Regions from separate parts of the Homo sapiens genome. Here region 2 is linked to region 1. A link is a loop called in an ENCODE intact Hi-C map of the cell type or tissue named here. Cell type or tissue: PC-3. All regions are shown on one strand. Each heading gives the region's core, and the rest is flanking DNA. Links, peaks and the distances in the headings are about the cores only. Region 1 overlaps MEF2C-AS1 (MEF2C antisense RNA 1). Region 2 overlaps MEF2C-AS1 (MEF2C antisense RNA 1).

Region 1 (5,386 bases), core at 92-5,091:
GACTCTGCTCTTTTAGGGGGTGTATGTATCATTTTCTCATTTGAATGTCTTTGTGGTGCAAATATAGGCAATTTAATCAAACCCATCAAAGAATCTTAGTCATTTATCTGTGTATTATGTGTACTTATTACAGTGTAGTCAAGTGGACTGCATTTGACTTTTAGAACTAACTGAAATGATCTGTCATACAGTCACTACCAGTAGATGATCACCTGAAACTGAAGTGTTCATGGTTATTTATTGGAAAGCATTTTTAAGGAGACATTTCTTTCCAATGTTGCAACTGTATTAACACTGTTTGGTTGTAACAGGGACTCATGTCAGATTAGCTTAATTAAAGCATAAGAATTTATTATAAGTATACCACACAGAGCACCAGGGTAGGAGATGGAACAACTGGGCCTCATGAGGGACTGCATCTAGGAATCTGGATGGGATCTCTCTCTCTCTCTCTCTCTTTCTCTCTCTCTCTCTCTCTCTGTCTCTCTCTCTCTCTCCCCTCTCTGCTTCTAGGTGTACCTCTGCTTCAGTATTCTCTCTGCTTCTTCATCCTTCATTCCATCTACTTTCTCACAGCATCCACATTTACATGTTCTCTCTTTTCTTTAGCCAAGTAGTCTTCAGCTTAGATTTCTAAGAAAGAAAATCTGATTGACCCTGATTGGGGATAGGTATTGACCGTTGGTTGACAAGACCACTCCAAAGATGACCCAGTTAAAAACGGAATCAATTCAGTACACATACACACACACACACACACCCCACAGCCTCTGGATTTTCAACAAGTACAGTATACTCACCAAAACTTTACTATGTAAGGCATTTAAAAATACTTTTGCAATATATTTTAGGAAATTTAATATAGAGAGGTAACTTGTATTGGAAAAAGAACAAGGGCTTAAGGAAGTGACAGCTTTGCTTAGGTTTTTTGCACTGACATGTAGTAAGTTATGGGGCTGTAGGGAGTTTTCCATTTTTACAGTCTCAGTTTCCACACCTGTAAATTGGGGATAACGATACCTGTCTTACAGGAGTTCTTCTGATAATGAACAATAGTATGCATGAAATGACTAGAACAGTGTGTAAATTCATGCTAATAGTCAATAAAAGGAGCTATTACTACTATCTTTATATTTTGTGTGATTTAGGGTCATATAATCAGCATTTTAAAATCAGATGAGGTCATATATGTTGTTGGCTCAAAGAAGCTACCTTGAGGCACTCCCTGAAGAACTTCAAAATAAATGCATATTCTTTTCTCAAAGTTAACTAAAAAGTCAACTCATAGTGGAATAGAGAAAGGTATACAAAGTCAATTTAAAGCCATCTTTCCCAAGCTTCTGTTATTTTCTTTTCTCTCTCTCTCTTTTTTTTTTTTTTTTTGAGACAGAATCTCACTCTGGTCACCCAGGCTGGAGTGCAGTGGTGCAAGCTTGCCTCACTGCAACCTCTGCCTTCCAGGTTCAAGCAATTCTGCTACCTCAGCCTCTGAGTAGCTGAGATTACAGGCATGCGCCACCATGCCTGGATAATTTTTGTATGTTTAGGAGAGACGGGGTTTCACAATGTTGGACAGGCTGGTCTCAAACTCCTGACCTCAAGTGATCTGCCTGCCTTGGCCTCCCAAAGTGCTGCAATTCCAGGTGTGAGCCACCACGCCCAGCCCAAGCTTCTGTTATTGGTAAACTTTTTCCACAAATTGTTGATATCTCTGTAATACCTAAACAATTATTTAATGTTTTTCACTAAATTAACTTTATATGAATTCATCATTTTAAGTTATTAACCTCATGTTTGTAATACTATTTTTGAAATTAGGATTTGACATACTGGTTATATATATTTTCCTAATAACCATGATCATAAATGTGTAACTATTCATGTAAAAAAGAGTTCATCCTTTTACCATATAAAATGAACTTGAGGTAACACTGACTTCACAAGACGTCTTCAGAGCCAATACAATTGACCTAAATCAGAATTAAAACAACATATTTAAAGAAATAAATATGTCATTCAGAAAAAGAGAGTTGGTCAGCCCTGGAACAGAGCAGAAATGAGTCACCGTGGTGACCATCAGCTGACAGCCTCAGCACTCTCTGGGTACCCTGCAGGCCCATGCAGTCAGCTCCACCCTTTGGCAGGTCTTTCCATCTCCTGGAGACAGACATATCACAAGCCACTTAACTTCCCTATGATTCAGTTTATTTGTTTGTGAAATAGGGATATCATATAGTTCTCAAATATTTGACATGAGAAAGCATAAAAGAATGTCCTTGCTATGGACTGTTTGTGTCCTCTCCCCATTCATGCCCCCAGTGTGATGGCATTTGGAGGTGAAGTCTTTGGGAGGTACTTAAAATTCCGTGAGATTATGAGGGGGGCCCTATAATGGGATTAGTGCTCTTATAAGAAGAGGAAAGGACCAGAGTCCTCTCTCTCTGCTATGTGAGGATACAGCAAGGAAAATCACAAAGAGGGCCCTCACCAGGAGCTGAATCAGCTGGCATGCTGATCTCAAACTTCCCAGCCTACAGAACTGAGAAATAAATTTTTGTTGTTTAAGCCACCCAGTCTATGATACTTTTGTTATAGCAGCCCAAACTGATTAAGACTGTCCTGAATAAAACTTTTTAAAATTAAAAACAAAACTTTTTACTCTAATCTTCTGTTGGGTAGGGCAACTTGACTTATCAGGCTTCATGAGTTGTTTTTCCGTTGGCAGTTATATAAATTGGCAAAGAGGCCTTACATGTCCACCTTATGAACTTTGTGAGACAACTCTGATAATTAATTAAACTGCAAGTCCCAGGGAAGACCCTGGTTAGTGTTAAAGGTGCCAAGGTAAATCCTATACTGGTCTGGACTCCTGAGGGCTAATTGAATTTCTCAAGGTATCAGGGTGCAAATGCTTCTAACACTTGTAATATGCTATATAGTTTATTAATCAGCTATTTACAGAAATCTAGCTACAAATATGACATTGCCAATAGGAAAATACTCTAAAGAGATTCCTGGGTCTCATAGTTTATCATCTCACTAAGGAATTCACAGGTGCATACATGATTTTTTTATATATATGAGTACTTCTCCATATATTACCTCACAATAACCCTATGTAACAGTTGAAAAAACTGAGGCACAGAACTTAAATGACTGACTGAAAGTCCACAGTGAACGTTTAATGGTGGAACTAAGATTAGAGTTCAAAGTCCAGCATTCTTTACAAAGTGGTTGCAAACCCCAGGATTGTCTTCTTAGAGGGCAGATACCCAGGCCCCTTAAATAGATACTCTACATTGGGTGGATTTTTTTTTTAATTGAGTTGAGGTCTCTCTCTGTTGCCCAAGCTGGAGTGCAGTGGCATGATTGTGGCTCATTACAACCTCAAACTCCTGGACTCAAGCGATCCTCCCACTTCAGCCTCCTTGGTAGCTATAACTAAAGGGGTGCCTGCCACTGCACCCAGCTGATTTTTGAAGAATTTTTGTGTGTGTGTATGGAGACAAAGTCTTGTTATATTGCCCAGGCTGGTCTTGAACTCCTGGGCTCAGGCAGTCGTCCTGCCTTGGCCTACTAAAGTAGTGGCATCTCAGGCATGAGCCATTGCACCCAGCCAGAAATCTGCATTTTAATGAAACCTCAGGTGATTCTAGTGCGGATCATCTGCTATGATAAGCATCATATCAGGTTATGCAATGTTCTTATGAAGTAACTTGGCAGCAGTTGCAAAACAACACACAAATATGTTTAAAATTCTAGAGTATGGAGTTATGCCGAGACGCAAGTGATGAAGACGAGGGTGCCAGAGAGGACAAGATCTTTTGTGCAGGCTGGTGCTGACCACGCACACAAAGGGGACATTTAGGTTGTCTGGAATTCCTTCAGTGATTTGGACAATGTTTGCTCATCACTTCTTTCAGCTCACACAAGAAATCCCAGGAGCATTTTGCCTTAAAATTCTTATTCCTTTATTCGAAAAAATAAAAAATTAAAACTGGACTCAATGTCTTAAATTAGGAAAGAATTCAGCATCAAATGTTTCTTTTTGCCCTTATATGGATTTTTTTGAAAGCTCTGTCTAAAATACCATGTTCTTTCCATGTCATCTTCATTGTGAATGCAGGCAACAGGATTCTGCCCTTGGATGGCTTTCAGGGGAAGAGACAGAACAAAACAACAAAACACTTTATGTTTCTTTTCAACGGCACAGATTTTTACATGTGAGGGTCAGGGTTGAGTTCAAAATGTTGCTCATTTGGGAGCAATGAATTTCTGTTTTTCAGATGATATGAAAAAATATAGAGTAAACGAAGCATAGGAAAACACTGACAGTTACTTTGCAACGATGTGAATGGAAAAACTGTACAGATTGCATTATATTTGAGTGGACATTTTAGCATGAATACTCATGTGTAATTCATCTCTTACCCTCAAAGTTAGAAGCCTATGACTCTGGCAAGCAGGCATTTGTTCGGAACCCTGGCTTTCAACAGCCATCACTGTGTACCGGGAGCCAGTATGGGATTCCCCCTCAGGGGATGGAAAGTGGCAGGAAGTGACCTCTCAATTGGACCATTGTCTAAGGAAATGTTCTAAACGTCTTTCCCTCAGCCTGGTTGGAGATACATAATCAACATATTTGTGCCATGAGAAGGGAGCCCCAGTCAGGGCCAGTCCTTCTGCAAACAGCTCCTTCTTATTTGTTCTTCCCTTTTGTCTAGCTTTGGGGAATCGCTGTGATTCAGCACTTAGGTGAGTGGTTATTCCTGTCTCCCAGATCATACGTCCCTTCACCTAACTTGTGAATTTCCCTCTGATATCTTACTGATGACATTCCAGAAAGCAGCATATCCAAGACTATTACTGGCTAGATACAAGGCAGGGACATTTGCTATTTATGGCCTCTGCCATTTCTCACTGTATTCCTTCATTTTAATATATGCATGTCTTTTCTGCTGGGTCAAGCGTAAGTGTCTGGAGGATATGTACGTTACTCATAATTTTAAAATGGCTACTATTATCATTATTTGTAGAGACAGGATCTCACTTTGTTGCCCAAGCTGGTCTCAAACTCCTGGGCTCAAGTGATCCTCCCACCTCAGCTTCCCAAAGTGTTTGGATTGTAGGAATGAGCCACTGCACCTGGCTGAAATGGCTTTTAGTTCAGAGCTTCATGTATAATGGTCCCTCAATGAATGAATGAATGAATAAATAAATAAACTTGCAGTGTCAATGATTATAGGGACAGTCCCTTTTCCCTCTGCCCTTGCTCCAAGAGGTCTTTTGAGTTACCTGTCCTTGAAACTAGATCTGGCTTCAGCCCTGTGTCTTTGCTTCTGGCTTAACTGCCATGGTGCCATTTTGTACACATTGTAAACAAAAT
Region 2 (5,386 bases), core at 263-5,262, 71 kb before region 1:
GCCCTGGCCAACAGGTGAAACCCCCTCTCTACAAAAATAGAAAAATTAGCCAGGTGTGGTGGCTCACACTGGTAATCCTAGCTACTCAGGAGGTTGAGGCAAGAGAATTGCTTGAACCCGGGAGGCAGAGGTTGTAGTGAGCCAAGATCGCACCACTGCACTCCAGCCTGGATGACAGAGTGAGACTGTCTCAAACAACAACAACAGCAACAACAAAGAAGTCCTACATGGCTTCTGAGCCTTTTCCTGACTTTAATATTCCACATGTCATCATTAAGGCGAGACCAAACCCTAGTTGCCCTAAGAAGCCATGTGGTACCACTTGGAGTACGTCTAGGCATTATTAAATGTAGTTTTCAAAACACTGTCTTTTATTTTGTTCAACAAATGAATTACATTTCCCTTTTCTTTCTGTTACTCATTTTCAATAGTCTCCATTTTGTAAAACTTCTTACTACATTCTTTTCAAACTGTGGAAATAGTGTGTGGCTCCTGGGAAATTCTCAGAGGTTTAAATTTTTGCATTTTCCCCAAAATTTGTTTGGTTTCCTACATGGATTTTTTTTTTTAACCCTCTGCCCAATACTTAAATCACATTTACAACATCACACATAGCTCATGGGGAGAATAGTAATGTTTTTGCTTCAAAGGTCATCATAACAGGAGGTCAGTGAAAAATCAAATATGACTTTAAAAACATAAGAGCAGAAAGACACCCACAAAACTGGGCATGTGGATTGAGCGCTAGATGGGTGGTCAACCCAACCCAGACACTCCAGCAGTAGTCCAACCACATAACATACCGGAAAACTCCAAAGTTGCTAACTAAGAAGCTAGTTTTATTTTATTTATTTTTTTTCAAGAATTCTATTTCTAGTCACTGCTATCAAGAGGTAGAAAATGTGCTGATTTCTTGTGTTACTTCATATTGGTCTTTTATATAAGGTGTTTTTATGAAGATATAAAATGTATTTACACTTTGGGGTTTTATGAACATAGAATAATACTCAATAACTCAGCATTTTCTTAGTGTACCAATTGAAATCATCAAAAATAACCTTTAATTTTTGCATACTACATGTTTATAAGTTAAAAATTTTAATGAGCTAGTAGTTCACATAGTTTCATTAGTTTATTTTTTACTATTCTGAATAGAATCTTAGACTTATAAAATCTTATCACTTTAATGTTGCCTGTTAATTCAAGATTCCATGAAGTATTTTCTTTTGGTTGGAGATCAAAGTTTTGGAGTTAATCATATTTTAAACATAATGAAATTTATAAAGTGTATGAATTGCTGAACTTTTTATATCCGTTCACATCAGAAAATGTGTCAGACTGAGTCTGGCTTTTGATCACTAAATTAAAAAAAAAACCAAATACTTGTTTAGTTATTAAAGCGTATTATGTGGAATATTTGATACTCACATCCATATATTTATTTTGGTCGTTCACCTTTAAGATAGAGTTAGAGACAATTCTTCTTTCACATGCAAAAAGAGTATGGGATAAAAAATGTCCTTTACTGTGAGTTCATGTCCTTTGTAGGGACATGCATGAAGCTAGAAACCATCATCCTGAGCAAACTATCACAAGGACAGAAAACCAAACACCGCATGTTCTCACTCATAGGTGGGAATTGAACCATGAGAAAACTTGGACACAGGGTGGGGAACATCACACACCGGGGCCTGTCTTGAGGTGGGGGGAGGGGGGAGGGGAGAGGGATAGCATTAGGAGAAATACCTAATGTAAATGATGAGTTAATGGGTGCAGCAAACCAACATGGCACATGTATACATATGTAACAAACCTGCATGTTGTGCACATGTACCCTAGAACTTAAAGTAAAAAATAAAATAAGAAAAAAAGTCCGTTACTTTTTTTTTTAAATTGAGTTGTAATTGAATATCTCTAGCTTAGATCTTTTCCCTTATTTCCAGACACACACATGTATAGTAACTCCTTGACATATGAAATGGAATAATTATTAGAGAAACATGAATAATCCAAAAATTCACTTATCAAAATAATTTTCCTATAAGAAATTATAGCAAAGGACTTTGTAACATACTTTTCAAAGCTGTGTGGCTTCCTATTAATTTTCTATATGTTAACAGACTGAACCAAAACACCAAGGACCACAGTCCTCCACTCTTGGGCACCCCTAGAAGAGAAGATTGACACCCACTCCTCCTGTTCTTACCTTCTTGGTATGCCCTGTGGAGCGCTGGCCAATAAACATAGTCAAGGGGAAGGATTTCTCTGGCTTTTTTTCTTTCTTCCACCAGATTTCCCAGTAAGCAAGACAACTAGAACACAGTTGGTTTTTTGTTTGTTTGTTTGTTTTTGTTTTGTTTTGCTGTGATTCAAGGCTAAATCAAAATGAGTAAAATTCAAAAAGCAAATTTTGCAATGTGGAAAATTCAAGTATAGCCAACAATTTCAAAACTACAAAACTACAAGTCTAGAGTTAGCAGCAGCTTACAGTGAGTGCTGTTGACTAGTTTACTACGTCTGCAGACCGTGCAGTGAGAGTGTGTGGCCCAGACTGAAATGCATGCTGTTTTGAGGGCTGCAAGGGTAAACTGTATACCATATAAACCAAGAAGTGTGCTCTAGTCAATTTTCTAGCAGCTATCCCAGGTTACCCCAACACTGACCTCATCATATTCTCTCCTCAACAGATTCATTTTTTAGTATTCCCTATCTCACCTGAATTACTGTAGTAACCCTCTGGCTCCCCTGAGTCATTTACACTTTGGCCAGAATGATTTTTCTGAAACACCAATCTGATGAAGCCACTCGCTGAAATGTCTAAAGTGGCTCTCGATCAATTTTAGCGTAAAAATCTAGACATGGCGTAAGAGGCTGTTGACCATCAGGGCCTGTCTTTTAGTCCAGCTTCATTTCTCTCTTTACCCCTGTGTACACCAAGGCTCCAACTGCATCTAAAGCCTGGAGTTTTCTAAAAGCACCTTCAGGCCCATGCTTTCATGCTGTAGCATCTGTGGTTCCTGCTGCTTGGAATTCCCTTCTCTATTATTTGGCCAGTTACTCATCTTTGAAAACTTATTTCAGCATGACCTTTTCTGTGAAGTTTCCTTGGGAATCTTCCCTGGAGCCCTCTCATCCTCCAGCATCTTTTAACATAGCATTTACCTTGGGGATTTGTAATTGTGAATTCACCAGGGACATCTCTGAATGCAATGGGTGCTCTTTGTATCTAAGTGTTTACAATGTGTAGTTCAGTGCTTGACCCTCAGTAGAAGCTCACTAAATAAATATTTGCTGAATGAGTGAATGGATGGTCAGAAACCATACGACTTGGCTTGGAATGGGCTGTTCAGTAGTTTGTCTCTTGGTGCATGTAGAATCAAGATCACAAAGTATATCCAGTTGGACTAGATTTCTTGTTGTGTATGTAAGCCTTGAAAACTGAGAGTCTAGTGTACATAAACCAACTAAAATTGATCTCTGGGATAGATAAGAAGATCCTAAGAGTGTCCAACTACTAGTGGTAGTGACAGTGGTGGAGGTGAAGAACCATTAATTACTAGGATATAAGAATCAAGATGTGATTGTGGTGCTAAGGAGAAATTAATTTAAATATTTTCCATTCAATTATATTTAGGAATAATAAAAATTCTGAAAATAGTCTAAGTTTTTGCTTTTAAAAAAATGATCAAGTTTGAGGCTGGGTGCGGTGGCTCAGGCCTGTTATCCCAGCACTTTGGGAGGCCAAGGCAGGTGAATTGCTTGAACTCAGGAGTTCGAGACCAGCCTGGGCAACATGGTGAAACCCCATCTCTACTACAAATACAAAAATTAGCTGGGCGTGCTGGCATGCACCTGTAGTCTGGGAGGCAAAGGTTGCAATGACCAGAGATCGCGCCACTGCACTCCAGTCTGGGTGATAAAGCAAGACCCTGTCTCAGAAAAAAAAAAAAAATCAAGTAAGAAAGTAATTTCATTTCAGTGGGGAAAGTATTTGGTTAATATTCTTCCTGGATGTTTATATATTTATATAAATTGTGTGAATTTCCAGTAAATGAAAAGCAGTCCTTGTTATTGTTTATCTAATATTTTTATTACAGGTTCTCTAAACATGAATATGCCTTTGGGGGAAGACAGAAGAACATGGAAGCCATGTGAAAAAAACGGATCCTAAGGTATAAACAAAGTGCAGATGATTGTCGGCCATGCTGCAGGGATTTCTTGTTTGTCTTCTCAGTAGTGTTAGCTAATTTTGTCTTCCAATCCGCAATTCCTTATAGGACTTGGACGCTTTGAACCTCTCAGGACCCCTCAGATTCTAGTACATAAACTCGGAGCCAAATTCACAGCCAGCTCTCCTTCAAACTGCCTTATCTGTTTTTGAGTTAATTAGAAGGGCCTTTTAACAACTTTGCATTTGAGTCCTAAGAAAAGTCTAGTTCATTAGGCAATAAAGCCACTGTGCTGGCCCCTAATCAAGGTCAGTACATATCATTATACGACTGATCCAAATTTGAGTTGGTTCAGTTATTTCATTTGTTCATTGTCCACAATGTTCCAGTCACAGTACCAGGTGCTCAGAGTGTGGTGTTAGAGACAAGATTCAAAGTAAGTAATTTTAGACCAATGTCATATGCGCCATTATAGAAGTACGGCTGAAAATGGAATTTATATAAATAAGCATGTGAGTGGTTCACTAAACAGGGATGGGCAAGAAAGACCTTACAGAAGAGATGAATATCTTAGCGAATAACTTAGCAGGATTTCAAAGAATGGACGAGAGTTTTGCAGGCAGATGAGATAGGAAGGGTGCCAGAGAGAAAGGAAAGCATGGGCAAGGGCTCAGGAGGTGGGGAAAAATGTGATATAGTTTGAGGTACTGGAGTATGAAGTTAACAAGGGGAGAATATTTAGAAGGAAGGATGGAGAAGTAGGCAGAGAGCAGATTATCAGGTTAAAATATTAGAAATTAGTATTGAAGTTTACTAGAAGCCAGCAGCACGTTCAATGCAAGCAGGTGCCATGGTCATATTAGTTTTAGTTTAGTAATCAGTGTAGAAGGTGGATGAGAGGGGGTGAGTCTGGAGGCAATAAGCATAGTTGGTAGTAGCAGTCTAGGTGTCACCTGACAGGGGCCTTTACTAGCCCAGTGGTGGACATTTTTAATGCATTAGTCTTTCTTCTAGTCTGTGAATTTCTTATAACGAGGGTGTGGTCTTCCTCACACTTGTTTCTTCACACTTGTTGCCTACTATCATACCTGACATGCAGTAAATTACCATAGCAAGACAAAAAATCTCTTAAACGTGTACTCTTTATTACTCTGTTGGACCATGATGAGAGCAACTTATTGTATGGCTATTTAAAATTATTTATGAAGATAATATTT

The links. Hi-C counts contacts between places; a loop is a spot of excess contacts. Peaks named below come from ENCODE experiments on the same cell type or tissue, not always from the same donor. Only the 100,000 strongest peaks of a DNase experiment are listed, where the experiment ranks them.
Region 2: a loop joins it to region 1, with 3 times the contacts of the local background. A loop is called at or near these places in 1 of 110 quality-filtered maps.

The regions. Positions count from the first base shown.
Region 1 is chr5:89,032,667-89,038,052 of GRCh38, forward strand. The region is part of intron 3 of MEF2C-AS1 (MEF2C antisense RNA 1); the gene reads left to right. Among named protein-coding and RNA genes, the nearest start is that of MEF2C-AS1, 150 kb to the left of the region's middle. In PC-3, for the core only: no CTCF peak of the experiment used is centred there; DNase peaks (open chromatin) are centred at 2,145, 3,765 and 4,635; H3K4me3 peaks cover 469 bases; H3K27ac peaks cover 3,645 bases.
Region 2 is chr5:88,961,744-88,967,129 of GRCh38, forward strand. MEF2C-AS1 (MEF2C antisense RNA 1) reads left to right here. Exons shown (of 10, transcript NR_136219.1): 3 at 4,098-4,172. Among named protein-coding and RNA genes, the nearest start is that of MEF2C-AS1, 81 kb to the left of the region's middle. In PC-3, for the core only: no CTCF peak of the experiment used is centred there; a DNase peak (open chromatin) is centred at 3,248; H3K4me3 peaks cover 420 bases; H3K27ac peaks cover 2,535 bases.